Linked DNA regions of Homo sapiens: region 2 is linked to region 1. Evidence: read pairs that join two places in POLR2A ChIA-PET (ENCODE). Cell type or tissue: OCI-LY7. All regions are shown on one strand. Links, peaks and the distances in the headings refer to the core of each region. The heading gives the core; the rest is flanking DNA. Region 1 overlaps ABCC1 (ATP binding cassette subfamily C member 1 (ABCC1 blood group)). Region 2 overlaps ABCC1 (ATP binding cassette subfamily C member 1 (ABCC1 blood group)).

Region 1 (7,964 bases), core at 3,439-5,938:
ATATTGACATCTACGTTTGGTACCAGATGAGCTGGCCAGAAACCCTGTGGTTTGAACCAATTAGGTACGGCAGCCCCAGGCACTGATTCTTGGAGCGCAGGGTAGTTTAAGGACCTTGTCTGGGTCTTTCAGCATGTTGACCTGTTTGTCAGAAACACTCTCAGCTTTTAGTTCTAACGGGTTTTCTGCTGGTTACCTCCGCTCTGCACTGCCAAAGTGCCCCCCACAACCCCTGCACCCAGCAGGAGGCAATGCGTGCAGCAGCAATAATGTTTAGAGCAGTGATCCTCAAACGCAGCTCTGTCACCAGCATCGGTGGCACCTGGGAACTTGTTGGGAACCGCAGATGCTCGGGCCCCACCCAGACCTACTGCATCAGAAACTGTGTGGGTGGGGACCAGCAATCTGTGTTTCAAGCGTGAGAACCCAGTGGGAGGGTTCCTGACACATCACCACTCTGACCCTCAGTGTCTTCATCTGTCAAGTGGGGAGACTGATCATCCTGCCCTACTGTGAGGACTAAATAAATAATACAGTGCACCCAGCTGTTATCCTTATTATTAGACGGAGCCTAAATGTCCAGCAGTAAGAGATTTGCCAGTATAACGTAAACACTGGTGATTTGTTTGCCCTGTTGCTTACCAACTGTGCAAAATGCCTCCCTGCCCAGGACCTCCGTTTCCTCTACTGGAGCACACCCCAGAATCTTTGCCCATGCCCTTTGCCCATCAACTTGTCTGTTTTCTTTGTTTTTTTGTTTCAAGAGATGGGGTCTCACTATGTTGACCAGATTGGTCTCAAGAAATCTTCCCCCCTAAGCCTCCCAAAATGCCAAGACTACAGGTGTGAGCCACGCACCTGGCCCTTTTTCTGGTTTTTGATGCTGTAGTGGGCACAGGGGAATATCCTGGCTCAGCCTCCCTCTCTACCTGCCTGGGTGCCTGCAAAGGCTTTTTAAGTGCCACCGACCTCACCCCCATGTCCAATGTATCCTCTTCCTTTGAGCCTGAGGATCTTCCACAACCTGTCCAACCTGAGTGTGTCATTCCACTGGTGAAAAACCTTTCCTCAGCTCCCACCACAGTAGGGTTAAAATTCCAAGTCCTGGCTGGATGTGGTGGTTCACCCATCCCTGTAATCCTAGCATTTTGGGAGGCCAAGGCAGGGCATCACTTGAGCTCAGGAGTTCAAGACCAGCCTGAGTAACATACAGAAACCCCATCTCTACCAAAAACAGAAAAAGTTACTTGGGCGTGGTGGCACGCAACTATGGTCCCAGCTACTTGCGAGGCTGAGGTGGGAGGATCGCTTGAGCCCCGGAGGTGGAGGGCACGGTGAGCTGAGATGGCACCACCGCACTCCAACCTTGGTGACAGAGTGAAACTCCATCTCAAAACAAACAAACAAACAAAAAATTCCAAGTCCTTATTGTGACACATAATTGCACCCTTGATCTCTGATGCTGACTCTTGCCTCTCTTTTCGCTTACATCCTAGCCCTTCCAATCTAGCCAAGCAGAATTCTTTTTTTCTTTCTTTCTTTTGAGACAGAGTCTTGCTCTGTCGCCCAGACTGGAGTACAGTGGCGCGATCTCGGCGCACTGCAACCTCCGCCTCCCGGGTTCAAGCAATTCTCCTGCCTGAGCCTCCCGAGTAGCTGGGATTACAGGCATGCACCACCACACCCAGCTAATTTTTTTATGATCAGTAGAGACGGGGTTTTACCACGTTGGCCAGGCTGGTCTTGAGCTCCTAGTCTCAGGTGATCTGCCTGCCTCGGCCTCCCAAAGTGCTGGGATTACAGGCATGAGCCACTGCACCCAGCCTAGCCAAGCCGAATTCCAAGTGATTCCCAACACCCACAAGCTCCCTCAACTGGACCTTTGCACATGCCAGTTGCTCTACCAGGAGCACCCTCCCACCCCACCACCTCCAAACATATTCACCTGGCCAGAGCCTCGCATTCCTTAGACTTGAGCATCCCCTCTCCTCCCTGGATGCTAGCCCTGGAGCCCCAGGCTGAGTCAGGGACCACTCTCCCAGCCCCCACAACTCCCAGCACTTCCCTCCCTCAGAGCCCCCACTGTCCATCCTGCAGTTGTTGGTTCAACTGCCTGCCACCCACCTTCCATCTCTCCTCCAGGGCAGTGGTCAAGGTCTGTTTCTTTCTAGCTCAGCCCCTGGCACAACACCTGATTATTAAATGACTGAAAGCATGACGGAGAAATGGAAAGAAAATGGAGTTTCAACGCTTTAATCAACGGTCCAAGATCAGGCCTTGGTGGGTGGGGACAGAGACTGATCATGAAGGGGCACGAGGGAACTTCCTGGCGTCCTTGCAGTGTTCTATATCTTGACAGGGGTTTAAAGTATTCCTTTACCAAGATTCATCAAATGCTAACTTGAGATCAGCAATTTCACTGTATGTAAATTTTAAGCAAAAAACTCAGAAGTGTAAACAGATCTTAAACTCTAGCTAATGATTTACTTGGAAGTGGGTGCATGAAAGAATACTAATATATTTCGAAGGAAGTTTCAGATATCAAAAAAACTAGGTTCAGTGGCTCAGGCCTGTAATCCCAGTATTTTGGGAGGCTGAGGTGGGAGGATGGCTTGAGGCCAGGAGTTCAAGACCAGACTGGGCAACATAAGGAGCCCTCACGCCTACAAAAAATTTAAAAATTAGCCAAACACAGTAGTGTGCACCTGTAGGGCCCAAGCTACCTGGGAGGCAGAAGCGGGAAGATCATTGGAGCCCAGGAGTTGGAGGCTGCAGTGAGCTATGATCACACCACTGCACTCTAGTCTGCGAGACAGAGTGAGACCCTATCTCAAAAACAAAAAACAAAACAAAAGTAGCCGGTTGGCTGGCTGATTAGCTATCTGGTTAGACAGACAGATATGTGACAAAGCAAGTTTAGCAAAATGTTAACTGTGGCTCTAGGTACCAACTATATGACTGCTCACAGTAGAATTCTTTCGACTTTTCTGTAGGTTTAAGAATGTTCATAGTAAAATGCTGGGGGGAAAATATTACATATTATACAGACAGGACTAAAAATACCTCTTACTGCAAACGAGCTGAGTAGCTTTCACTGAATGTTCCAAACCAGTGATTTGCAACCCTGAACCACCTGGAGATCTTGTTAAAATGAGTTTGACTTGGTAGGTCTGGGATGAGGCCTGAGACCCAGCATTTCTAGCAAGCTTCCGGGGGATGTCGAGCATTCCAACTGGTCCAAGGACCTCTGCTTTCAGCTGGGACCTAATAAATGATCTCCTTTGGCCTTGATCCCCTTATCTACAAGACCCTCCTCCCCCAAACCTAAACCACAGACTCAGTGCCAATGAGAAAAAAGGCAGGAGACTGGGGACCGGCCGGAGCTCTGGCAGTCTTGGTCAGCCCTGCCCAGGCTCCCAAAAGCCTCGGCAGCCCCAGAGCCAGAAGGACAGATGGGAGGAGCCCCACCAAGCAGCCAGGGCTGGAATAGACATCTGAGTCATGGAGTGGGAGCAGGGCCAGCTGGGGAGGATTGGCCGACTCAGTGACTCAGCACGAAGTGGCCTGGAGGAGCCAGCCCTGCCAGCTCCCACCCACGCCCTGCCTGACCTGACCCCAGCCGCCCCAGGCCTTGGCTGATCACTCTGAGGACAGGCGACAGGTGATGGATGGCCTGCTGCTGCTCTGAGGATGGGAGAGCAGCAAGCCTGGACTCTCCCCATCTTCCTGGCTCCACTGTGATTCAATCCCTGAGAGTGATGGGAAAACAAGCAAACAGGTTGTCCCGTTGTCCTCCTCCCCAGATCACAGGGCTCAGGTCTGGGACAGAGAGAGGAGGTGAAGCCAACAACAAATCGAGTTGCAACCCGTTTTCAAGAAGGGGCTGCTGACGTCCCCAAAGGAAGAGCACCGAGCCCAAAGCCACAAGTCTAGCTGATTCTCACAGGACCTGGTTCCTACCCTTCCTTGCCCCCATCTCAATTGCTAGGCTACGTTGCTAGGTAGTTATGTGGTTATTTTGTTTGTTTGTTTGTTCATTTGTTCGTTGTTTGTTTGAGACAGGGTCTCAGTCTGTTGCCCAGACTGGAGCGATCTCAGCTCACTGCAACCTCCGCCTCCCGGGCACAAGCAATTCTCCTGCCTCTGCCTCCTAAATAGCAGGGATCACAGGTGCTCAACACCATGCCCAGCTAATTTTTGTATTTTTAGTAGAGATGGGATTTCACCATGTTGGTCAGGCTGGTCTCAAACTCCTGATCTCAGGTGATCTACCTGCCTCGGCCTCCCAAAGTGCTGGGTTTATAGGTGTAAGCCACCACACCTGGCCTTGAACAAGATTTTTAAAAGCACTTAGCATCACTGAATTGCATACTTAAAATGGTTAAAATGGCAAATCTTAGGTTACATATATTTAACCCCCCAAAATGCAACATTAAAAAAAAAAATAAGGCTCTTGACACCATGCCAAGCCTTCAGAACATCTGTGCATACATCAGTCCCCTTCCTCTTTCTTGCTGGTAATACTTGAACAGGATGAAGGCAGAGAAGCAGCTTAATCTGATGTCCTGTGAGGCCTCATGCACACTTCACCCTTATGCAAGACATAATATACGTGCCACATGTACTGAGCACCTCCCCATATAACACAACAATAAATTACCACTACAGGCCCACCGTGTGCCTGGCTGTGTCTTAGGCACTGAGGTTACAAGGTGGATACTGCCACGTGAAGCCTCTAGCCTAACACAAAGCCATTATTTAGCCAAGACCCTCCCATTCAGCAGTTACAACCAAGCGAAGTGACATGATTGTGCACAACAGCCAGTCGTGAGTTCGAATCTCTGCTCTACTACTCAGGTCGAGCAAGGCACTTATGTCTGCGATTGTTTGTCTGTAAAATGAGAAAAATAGTACCAAGTTCACCAGGACTGCTGTGAGAGTCAAGTGAGACATGCATATAAAGAACTTAGCATAGTGCTAGCCAGTACACCGCAAGCATCTAATAAATGTCGATTCCCGTCCTTGCCTTGCATAGGAAGAAAGAATGCCTGCAAATGGAAAGGGGACAAAAAAGGAAGCTAAAAAGTCATCAGAGCTAAAGAAATGCTTAGACCAGGGGTGGACAAACTTCTTCTGTAAAGGGTCAGATGGTAGGTATCTTAGACTTTGTGGGTGCTACAGTCTCTGTAGCAACTACACAACTCCACTGCTGCAGCTCCAGACACCTGTAGACACTATGTGATGAACGCGAGTGGCTGTGTTCCAATAAAACTTTATTTACAAAAACAGGCAGCAGGCCAGATTCGGCCCATGGGCTACTGGCTAACTCCTGGTCTAAACTCTAATCTGCAAAAAGGTAAATGGCAACCCCATGGGGTTCCTGAACAGGAACCCAGAGGGAAGTTCAGGCTTCCTGGACAGAGAGTGTCAGCCAATCAAAGTGTTCTCTCCTGGACAGGTGCACAAATGTCAGAAATGCAGCAGCCTGCACACCCACATTTGACACCCTGCTGGATCTCACTGCACAAGAGGCAGACCACAGCCGGGCACGGTGGCTCAAGCCTGTAATCCCAGCACTTTGGGAGGCCAAAGTGGGCGGATCACTTGAAGTCAGGAGATCGAGACCATCCTGGCCAACACGGTGAAACCCCATCTCTACTAAAAATACAAAAACTAGCCAGGCATGGTGGTGTGCGCCTGTAGTCCCAGTTACTCAGGAGGCTGAGGCAGGAGAATTGCTTGAACCTGGGAGGCAGAGGCTGCAGAGCCAAGATCATGCCACTGCACTACAGCCTTGGCGACAGAGCGAGACTGCAAAGAGACAAACCACAGTGTCTTCCACCATCTTGGAAGACCAGCAGTGACACAGGAGGAGCCGAGCTGGGGGAGATGACACAGAAACAGAAAACAATGACTGGGGAGAAGAGTCAGGGTGTCCCAGCCCCACAACAGTGTAGCCTTTTAGCCGCCAGAGCTGAGAGCTTCATGTCACCCAGGGTGGCAGAGCAAATCCCAGGCCCAGGCTGCCAGGAATGCAGAAAGCACAAAAAAAGGTCCAAGTCAGATCTGTGAGTCACCCTGGTACACACACGCCCAGGGGAGAAGTGAAAGGGAATTTATCCAGATTCCCAAGGGAGATCAGAAATTAAGAAAGTCCCTCCTTCAAAAAGCTTCCAGAACCATCCATGGCAAGAGAGCTCTTCCCAGGCTCCCAGAGGAAGCTTGATGGGTTGGGTGATCCCCACGCCAGCCAGGCAGCCCCAACCAGACTCTGTTTACCCTGAGCAATCCAAGGTCTGCAGCCACCCAGTTGAGGTGTGACTTGTTTTGTATAAATCCCAGTTCTAAAGAATGGCTCGGCCAGACACGGTGGCTCACACCTGTAATCCCAACATTTTGGGAGGCCGAGGCGGGTGGATCACTTGAGGTCAGGAGTTCGAGACCAGCCGGGCCAAGATGGTGAAGCCCCATCTCTACTAAAAATGCAAAAATTAGTCGAGCATGGTGATGGGCGCCTGTAATCCCAGCTACTCAGGAGGCTGAAGCAGAAGAATCGCTTGAACCCAGGAGGCGGGGTTGCAGTGGGCCGAGATCATGCCACTGCACTCTAGCCTGGGCAACAAGAGCAAGAATCCGTCTAAAAACAAAACAAAACAACAGAAAAAAACAACAAACAAAAGACAAAAAAGAATAGCCCAACATTTGACAAACAGGGACACTCGGCTGCCACACACTTACACACACTGATACACAATACATATAACAGCCACTGACTCATGAGCCCCTCTCTTCTGTGTCAGGCACCAGCCAGGGATCCAAAATGGGGTGACCCCTGGGCTCAAGCGATCCTCTAGCCTTGGCCTTTCAAAGTGCTGGGATTACAGGCATGAGTCACCATTGCCTTTGTGAACTTTATACATATGCAAGCACACACAACACAAAGACACACACACACACAAACACACACATACATGAACATAAACACACTCACAAGCACACATTCACATATAAGCACATACACGCATATACATGCCTATGACTACCGAGACACACAAGCAGGCACATGCACACGTACACACAGATGCACAGGAATACATACACAGATGTGTGCACTTGCTCATTTCTCCAACCCAGCTCCTCTTTGGGCAAGGAAATACCAACACGGGACTCCTCAGAACATACACTGGGACATGCATTTCTTTTTTCTTTTTTTGAGACAGAGTCTCATTCTGTCACCCAGGTTGGAGCGCAGTGGTGTGATCTCTGCTCACTGCAACCTCCGCCTCCCAGGGTCAAGAGATTCTCCTGCCTCAGCCTCCCGACTAGCTGGGATTACAAGCATGCACCACCATGCCTGGCTAATTTTTGTATTTTTAGCAGAGATGGCATTTCACCATGTTGGCTGGGCTGGTCTCGAACTCCTGAACTCAACTGATCTGCCTGCCTCAGCTTCCCAAAGTGCTGCGATTACAGGTGTGAGCCACCACACCTGGCCTGAGACATAGGTTTCTAAAATCTCTTAGTTATCATCAACCTCCTCCTCCATACTGATGCCCACCAAGCCCTTTCGTCACCCACAAGGTGAGCCTCTGCCCCTCACAGAGGTTTAGGCCAAACCCAACAGAACCACAGAGGTGAAAAGTTCTCCCACTGCAATCCGCCCATTACCAGCTGACTAGCCATGAATCAGCATCAAATAGGTGCTCCAAGGCCTCCCTGCCCCATACTCACAATAAAACCCAAACAGCTCATCTGGCTCACAAGGGGGCTGTCCCACCTCTCAGGCACCCACTGTCTCTTAGCCTTCTCCTGCTGTGCTGGCTTTTCTTGCTGTTCTCTCCACACCTCCCCACCCCAGGGCCCTTGTACTTATTCCCCTCTGCCTGGAACACTCTTCCTCTAGGTGTTTGCTCCACCCACTACCTCACCCCTCTAGGTCTCCGCTCACATGCAGTTTTCTGGGC
Region 2 (7,964 bases), core at 2,912-5,411, 85 kb before region 1:
CGTGTGACATGTTGCCTGGCAACCAAGGCCAAATGTCACCTCAACACCACAACTGGGCCAGCCTCCTCCAACTCTTTTCACTCTGAGCACAGAATACCATCTCACCCATCTTCCCAGTGCCCAGTTCGCTCCAGGAGGTGAAGGTTGGAGTTTCTTTCCCTCCTATATTCCCTGTGGAGCCCAGCATGGGGCTAAACAAATGTGTCTAGCCGCCTGACATGAGAGACAGGGCAATCTGCTTTAGGCCAGCCCCCACCTAAACCACCTGACTTGGTTTCAAGAAATTCCAGGGATCTTTACCCGTGTCTGTGCTCATTGTCATTTCAAGCTTTTCATGCTGAATTTTGGGTCATGAAAATCATCTGGACTGGGTGCGGTGGCTCACACCTATAATGCCAGCACTTTGGGAGGCCAAGGCAGGACAATGACTTGAGCCCAGGAGTTTGAGACCAGCCTGGGAAACACAGTAAGACCCTGTCTCTACAAAAAATTTTAAAATTAGCTAGGTGTGGTGGTCCACACCTATAGTCCCAGCTACTCAGGAAGCTGAGCTAGGAGGAGCTCTTGAACCCAGAAGCTTAAGGCTGCAGTGAGCGTTGGTCACACCACTGCACTCCAGCCTGAGCGACACAGTGAGGCTCTGCCCCTCACCAGAAAAAAAAACAAAAATCATCTGACCCTACGGTCTAGCTGAAAGGTAACAGGTGAAAGATAACAGGTCTGATGTGTAACTGGCTGCTTCCTTTTGAGTTTTCAAGTCCCCATTCTGGAAAATGAAAAATGTGGGTGAGGAGACAGGTCATAATTAAGAATGTGTTTATTTCACCACTTGGCTTTGTCATGCGGCCAAGTTGCCTGCTGTCCCTGAAATTAGCCTGCAGCGTTCAGGAACCTCTTTCTCATGAGTAGTGGAATGTGGTGGGCTCGGGGGTCAGAAATGACAAGTGTGTGGCCAGGTGTGGTGGCTCACATCTGTAATCCCAGTACTTTGGGAGGCGGGCCAGTCACTTGAGCCCAGGAGCTCAAGACCAGTCTGGGCGACAGGGCGAAACCTCATCTCCACAAAAAAATTAAAAAAATTAGTCAAGCGTGGGGGTGCACACATGTAGTCACAGCTACTTGGAAGGCTGAGGTGGGAGAATCACTTGAATCCGGGAGGTGGAGGCTGCAGTTAGCCATGATTGTGCCACTGCACTCCATCCTGGGTGACAGAGTCAGACCTTGTCTCAGAAAAAAAAAAAAGAAAACAAATTAAAAAAAAAAAAAAGGCCGGGCGCAGTGGCTCATGCCTATAATCCCAGCACCAGCTCTTTGGGAGGCTGAGGCAGGCAGATCACAAGGTCAGGAGTTTGAGACCAGCCTGGCCAACATAGTGAAACGCCATCTCTACCGAAAATACAAAAATTAGCTAGGCATGGTGGCGCAGGCCTGTAGTCCCAGCTACTCGGGAGGCTGAGGCAGGTAAATTGCTTGAACCCGGGAGGCGGAGGTTGCGGTGAGCGCCACGGCACTACAGCCTGGGCAACACAGCAGGACTTCGTCTCAAAAAAAAAAAAAAAAAAAAAAAAGACACAAAGAAACGATAAGCGTGTTGTGCCTGGCTCCACTCTGGGTCCAACTTTGACAAGTAACAAGCCCCCTGGCTTTGATGTTCCTTGAATATAAAATTGGAGTTAAATGAGGATTAAATGGGCCTGGCATCTCTGGCCCTTCCTTCCCATGTCCTGCGATTTGGGGTAACTTCTCTGGCTTCCTGGAGGGTCACTAAGGGTAAGGCGAGAGAGGACACCAGAGTCACCTCTGCCCCTTGTTACGGTCCTGACTCTGATGACAAGTTAAGGAAGAAGCCAGGAACAGACAGTCCTCGGAAGCTCTGGACACATCCGGGCAGATCTAAGAGAAAGTGCCCCAGCCCCACTCCCCGGCTACCACCTTTCATGTTTTTTTTTTTGTTTTTCTTTATCTGCATGCTTATTTTTTACCTACTTTAAAAATTCCATTCCCTTTAAAAACAAAAACAAAAAAAACCACATTTATTTTTAAAAATAAACTTTGGATCACCACCATAAATGGAGAATTATTAACACTTGCCCAAAATAGACGATCTTTAAAAACAATAAAACAGGAGCTCAAAACCCGGTCTCCTTGTTACAAAGAGAGGATAGTGGTTGATAGGTTGAGAAGGCAGGGTAGGACCCAACTGGGACTTTCTCAGGGACGTAATCATTAGGACCAAATGAGAAATGAAAAACAGGCAGGACGCGGTGCTCACCCCTGTAATCCCAGCATTTTGGGAGGCCAAGGTGGGTGGATCACCTGAGGTCAGGAGTTCAAGACCAGCCTGGCCAACATGGTGAAACCCTGTCTCTACTAAAAATACAAAAATTAGCTGGGCAAGGTAGCAAGTTTCTGTAATCCCAGCTACTCAGGAGGCTGAGGCAGGAAAACTGCTTGAACCCAGGAGGCAGAGGTTGTAGTGAGCCGAGATCGCACCACTGCACTCCAGCCTTGGTGACAGAGTGAGACTCCATCTCAAAAAAATAAAAATTAAAAAAAGAAATGAAACAAACATTCCTCTGTCATTTAATGCGTCTGTGCACAACCGGACACCATCTCATGCACAACTGAACCCCACGTTGCAGGAAGCCCTGATTTAAAGCATCCAGCTCACCTCTAGCGAATGAGACCCCCCTGAGCTGCTCAGGCAGTCAATAGAGCAGAGACTACAAGTACTAACCCTGGAGTTGGCCAGGGTTCAAATCCCAGTTCTGCCGCTGACCAGGGGTGACCGTGAGTAAGTCACTTAGCCTCTCTGGCCTCAGTTTCTGGTGCTGCAAATAGTATCTTCACAGGTGTGTTGTGATGGACAGGTGAGTTAACATAGACAAGGCACTTTGCACAGTGCCCAGTGCACAGTGGGCGCTCTATAAACTCCAGCCACTGTCATCACTTAAGGAGCGAATCTCACCTGCCCTGTCTGCGCCTTGTCAGCCTCCATCAGCTTCCAGGTCTCCTCCTTCTTGGCCTCAGCTTTCTGCAGTTCTGCGGTGCTGTTGTGGTGCCTGCTGATGTCCCCACTATAGGAGGAGGAGCTGCTGAGCTGTCTGGAGAAGCAAAGCACAAGGGTGTCAACCGTACAGATGCCTTGGGCAGGGTCGGAGGGCTCCCTGCTGGGACTGCTATTGTGGGTCTGAACCATGGCATAAGAGACGGAGTGTTTCCACATGCACACATGTAAACATATATATGAATATATGCACCACACCCCACCATGTCACTCTCCAGGTTTATAGGTACCCAGAGAAAGGCAGTGTCTCAGGCAGGAATGAGACCCATGGGAAACGCAATCTGTGATGATCTCTGGGGGCCTGCAAAAAGCCCATGACAACTGGTATATAAAAAGTGCGTGCTTTTTTTTTTTTTTTCTGAGATCAATTAGAATTCATCTCAAAAAAAAAAAAGCCAATAAAAGATATAACAGAAAGGGCACATCGTAGATCATTTTTCAAACATGAAAAAGATTCAAAATGTAACATATGATGAAAAACATAGGGCAAAGTACCCAGCTAGTTCGATTTTCTTGTTTTACAAATGTGGTGGGCACTGGGGTGGGATCTTGCCTGACTGCTCCTTCATGCAAGCGTGTTACTCAGAAAGCATTATTTGGCCAGGTGCAGTGGCTCACACCTGTAATCCCAGCACTTTGGGAGGCCGAGGTGGGCGGATCACTTGAGGCCAGGAGTTCAAGACTAGCCTGGCCAACACGGTGAAACCCCGTCTCTACTAAAAATACAAAAATTAGCCAGGCGTGGTACCGTGCACCTGCAGTCCCAACTACTTGGGAGGTTGAGGCAGGAGAATCGCTTGAATCCCAGAGGCAGAAATTGCAGTGAGCCGTGATTGCACCACTGCACTCCAGCCTCAGCGACTGAGTAAGACCCTGTCTCAAAAAAAAAAAAAAAAGCACTTTTCGCACATCAGTGGTCATGAGCTTTATGCAGACCCCCAGAGATGATCACAGATTGCGTCGCCCACAGTTTTCCGTTCAGTGGCTGACATCGCGCCACTGCACACTGCACTCCAGCCTGGGCGACAGAGGGAGACTCATGTCAAAAAAAAAAAAAAAAGAAAAGAAAAGAAAAGAAATTATGGAGACCATGCAAAACACAGCTGCGGCTCACTGCCGTGGAAATTTCTATACTTTCCTCTACCCACTTATCTCCTGCACAAGATTATAAGCTAACTGAGGTCAAGAGCCCCATATGAGTCATCCCTGCACCCCCAGAACTGTGTCCCCTGAAAACACTTCCTGAAGGCCGAATAAACCTCCACCACCTCCCCTCTTTGAATTAGCGCCTGGGATTGGGTAAACTTTCCTTACCCATGAGATCTGTGCAAAGGTCTTTAGTTAAGGCCTAGTGAGGTGGAAGTGGCCCTCAAATCTGAAAGCAAGAGTGAGTTTTCAGGGAGTGGCAGAGGGAGCAACTGGAACCAACTCTGGATGGAATCTAGAATTCAAATGGGGAGCTGGGGCTTCCTGCTTCATGACCTAGGACTTCACACATCCACACACCTCGACAGAAAATCTTACATCCTTCTACACTCATGCACTGTCTGGAGTCTCCCACTAGAATTTAGGCTGTGTAAGATTGAGAAGTGACAGCGTGCTGGCAGCCCTCGCAGCCCTCGCTCGCTCTCTGTGCCTCCTCGGCCTTGGCACCCACTCTGGCAGCGCTTGAGGAGCCCTTCAGCCCGCCGCTGCACTGTGGGAGCCCCTTTCTGGGCTGGCCAAGGCTGGAGCCGGCTCCCTCAGCTTGCGGGGAGGTGTGGAGGGAGAGGAACGGGAGGGAACCGGAGCTGCACAGGGCGCTTGCGGGCCAGCGCTAGTTCTGGGTGGGCGTCGGCTCGGTGGACCCCGCACTCAGAGCTGCCGGGCAGCCCCGCCAGCCCGGGTAGTGAGGGGCTTAGCACCTGGGCCAGCAGCTGCTGCACTTGATTTCTCACCGGGCTTTAGCTGCCTCCCCGCGGGGCAGGGCTCGGGACCTGCAGCCTGCCATGCCTGAGCCTCCCCACCTCCCCGCTATGGGCTCCTGCGCGGCCCGAGCCTCCCGGACGAGTGCCGCCCCTGCTCCATGGCGCCCAGTCCCTTCCACCGCCCAAGGGCTGAGGAGTGAGGGCGCACGGCACGGGACTGGCAGGCAGCTCCACCTGCAGCCCCAGTGTGGCATCCACCTGGTGAAGCCAGCTGGGCTCCTGAGTCTGGTGCTGACTTGGAGGCCCTTTATGTCTAGCTAAGGGATTGTAAATACACCAATCAGCACTCTGTATCTAGCTCAAGGTTTGTAAACACACCAATCAGCACCCTGTGTCTAGCTCAGGGTTTGTGAATGCACCAATCAACACTCTATATCTAGCTAATCTAGTGGGGATGTGGGGAACTTACGTATCTAGCTCAGGGGTTGTAAACACACCAATCAGCACCCTGTCAAAACGGACCAATCAACACTCTGTAAAAACAGACCAATCGGCTCTCTGTAAAATGGACCAATCAGCAGGATGTGGGTAGGGCCAGATAAGAGAATAAAAGCTGGCTGCCAGAGCCAGCAGTGGCCACCTACTGGGGTACCCTTCCAAACTGTGGAAGCTTTATTGTTTCACTCTTTGCGATAAATCTTTCTGCTGCTCAGTGTTTGGGTCCACATTGCCTTTGTGAGCTGTAACACTCACCATCAAGGTCTACAGCTTCACTCCTGAAGCCAGCCAGAGCACAAACCCAGCGGGAGGAACGAACGACTCCAGACACGCCACCTTAAGAGCTGTAACACTTACCGCGAAGGTCTGCAGCTTCACTCCTGAGGCCAGCGAGACCACGAACCCACCAGAAGGAAGAAACTCCGAACACATCCGAACAGCAGAAGGAACAAACCCCAGACGTGCCACCTTTAAGAACTGTAACACTCACCGTGAGGGTCTGCGGCTTCATTCTTGAAGTCAGTGAGACCAAGACCCACCAATTCCGGACCATAACCATGTCCGGATGATAACCATGGCAAAAGCGACATCTACGAAGTGTTTGTCTGTTCCAGGCACCGTGCTATGCCGCATGGTCTTTGCTCTCTCCTGACCCCTGTAGCAACTGCAGGTCCGGGATCCTTTCTCAGATCTCCGCGGTCTGATACGTTTAGGCTCCGACTTTGTCAATTTTTGTTGTTGTTTTACTGTTTTCTGCTGCTGCTGCTGTTTTGTTTTGTTTTTGTTTTTTGAGATGGAGTCTCGCTCTGTCACCCAGGCTGGAGTGCCATGGCGCAATCTCGGCTCACTGCAACCTCCACCTCCTGGGTTCAAGCGATTCTCGTGCCTCAGCCTCCCGAGTAGCTGGGACTACAGGCGCCTGCCACCATGCCTGGCTAATTTTTGTATCTTTAGTAGAGACAGGGTTTCATCATGTTGGCCAGGCTGGTCTTCAACTCCTGTCCTCAGGTGATCCGCCCGCCTCAGCCTCCCGAAGTGCTGGGATTATAGGCATGAGCCACCCTGCCTGGCCGACTTAGCCAGTTTTTTAAAAGCTAGGATGGTTAATATACTGCATACGCTATAAATCCCCAGGGATCTAAGGAAGCCCTCTATAATCAAACACGAGCATACTTCCTTTTTTGTAGAGATGAGGTCTTGCTATGTTACCCACTGTGGTCTCAAACTCCTGGCCTCAAGCGATCCTCCTGCCTCAACCTCCCAAAGTGCTGAGATTACAAGCAGGAGCCACCACACCTGGCCTTGAGACAGTTTTAAATCAAATGCTGCTTCACAAAGCCTGAACCTTCCAGGCCCCGCCAAGAGACCTGAGCAAAGACCCACACCATGTAGGGAGCCCGAGTGTCAGAAGCGTGGACAGCTGGTTAAATCATGAGGCCTGTGTGAGTTGTGCCACCTGGCAAAAAGAGTGCCACATTCCTTCTTTGGGCCTCTGTACTCTGAAAAGCAAGGTCCTTGGAGGATTTGGGAGGGAAGGTAAAAGCCCAGGCCTTCCAGGACCTCAGGGGGCTGAGGCCTTTTTTTGTTCCTCCTCTTGTCCTCCCACTGGCAGGGCAGGGTCCTTAGGTTGGGGCCTTCCTCCCCGCCCTTACCTCTGCAGTTGCTTCCCTGCACTGTCCGTCACCAGCATGCCATTCTCCATTTGCTTTGCTTCCTTCCCTGGACCGCTGACGCCCGTGACCCCTGGCAGAAGAGAGACAAAGGGGGCAAGTGGGGTTATATGAGGCAGATGCTAAAACCAAGGGCAACAAAAACCGGCCACTTCAGTGAGGAGACCACAGAGCACCTGGCCGCCAGGATGATCAGAAAGTAGGAGACCTGCTCTGCAGAGGCCATGAACAGGCTGTCTGGTTGTGGGGCAGGTGGTATCTGGAGCTCAGTCCCTTGGGGTAGGGACAGTGCTTTGCAACTGTGCAGAAGGCTCCATCCACTGAGGGCACTGGGCCTGAGCCAGCATCCTGTGCCAGCAGCAATGGGTAAAACCCAGCCCAGAAAACAGTAGCCCTGCTATGTTAAGCTCACTTCCTAGGACCAGGATGCAAGGAAACGCATGAGGGAAAGGGCATAGCCCCGTGATTCCCAAGCATTGAAAGAAGAAGTGATATTCAAAATAGATAACCAATTTGACAAGGCCATCAGCCAACAGGCAGAGGCCCGGAGACCCCTGTAGTGCCAGGAGTTAACCCTTCAGTTCCTAGACCACAGAGAGGTCCCAAGAGTTCAGGGTAAAAGGTACCTGGGGCAGTGGCTGTTTCCACAGTAATAAAGTATTTCAACATTTGAACTGGGGAACCAAGTTCTGCCAACAACCAGGTGAGCTTCAAAGTGGACCCTTCCCTGATTGAGTCTTCAGATGAGACCCCAGCCCTGGCAGATGCCTTGGTTGCAGAATTAGGAAGGACACTGATAAGGACACCAAGGGACACAGCAGC

What was found. Peaks named below come from ENCODE experiments on the same cell type or tissue, not always from the same donor. Only the 100,000 strongest peaks of a DNase experiment are listed, where the experiment ranks them.
Region 2: POLR2A ChIA-PET joins it to region 1 with 5 read pairs; 5 of 35 experiments call an interaction of 5 or more read pairs at or near these places.

What each region holds. Positions count from the first base shown.
Region 1 is chr16:16,017,798-16,025,761 of GRCh38, reverse strand. All of the region lies in intron 5 of ABCC1 (ATP binding cassette subfamily C member 1 (ABCC1 blood group)), which reads right to left. Among named protein-coding and RNA genes, the nearest start is that of ABCC1, 72 kb to the right of the region's middle. RefSeq lists an enhancer at 3,396-3,690. In OCI-LY7, for the core only: no CTCF peak of the experiment used is centred there; a DNase peak (open chromatin) is centred at 4,531; H3K4me3 peaks cover 513 bases; H3K27ac peaks cover 1,917 bases.
Region 2 is chr16:16,101,878-16,109,841 of GRCh38, reverse strand. ABCC1 (ATP binding cassette subfamily C member 1 (ABCC1 blood group)) reads right to left here. Exons shown (of 31, transcript NM_004996.4): 20 at 7,125-7,215; 21 at 2,969-3,104. Among named protein-coding and RNA genes, the nearest start is that of ABCC6, 120 kb to the left of the region's middle. In OCI-LY7, for the core only: no CTCF peak of the experiment used is centred there; DNase peaks (open chromatin) are centred at 3,221, 4,001, 4,421 and 5,261; H3K4me3 peaks cover 1,860 bases; H3K27ac peaks cover 2,500 bases.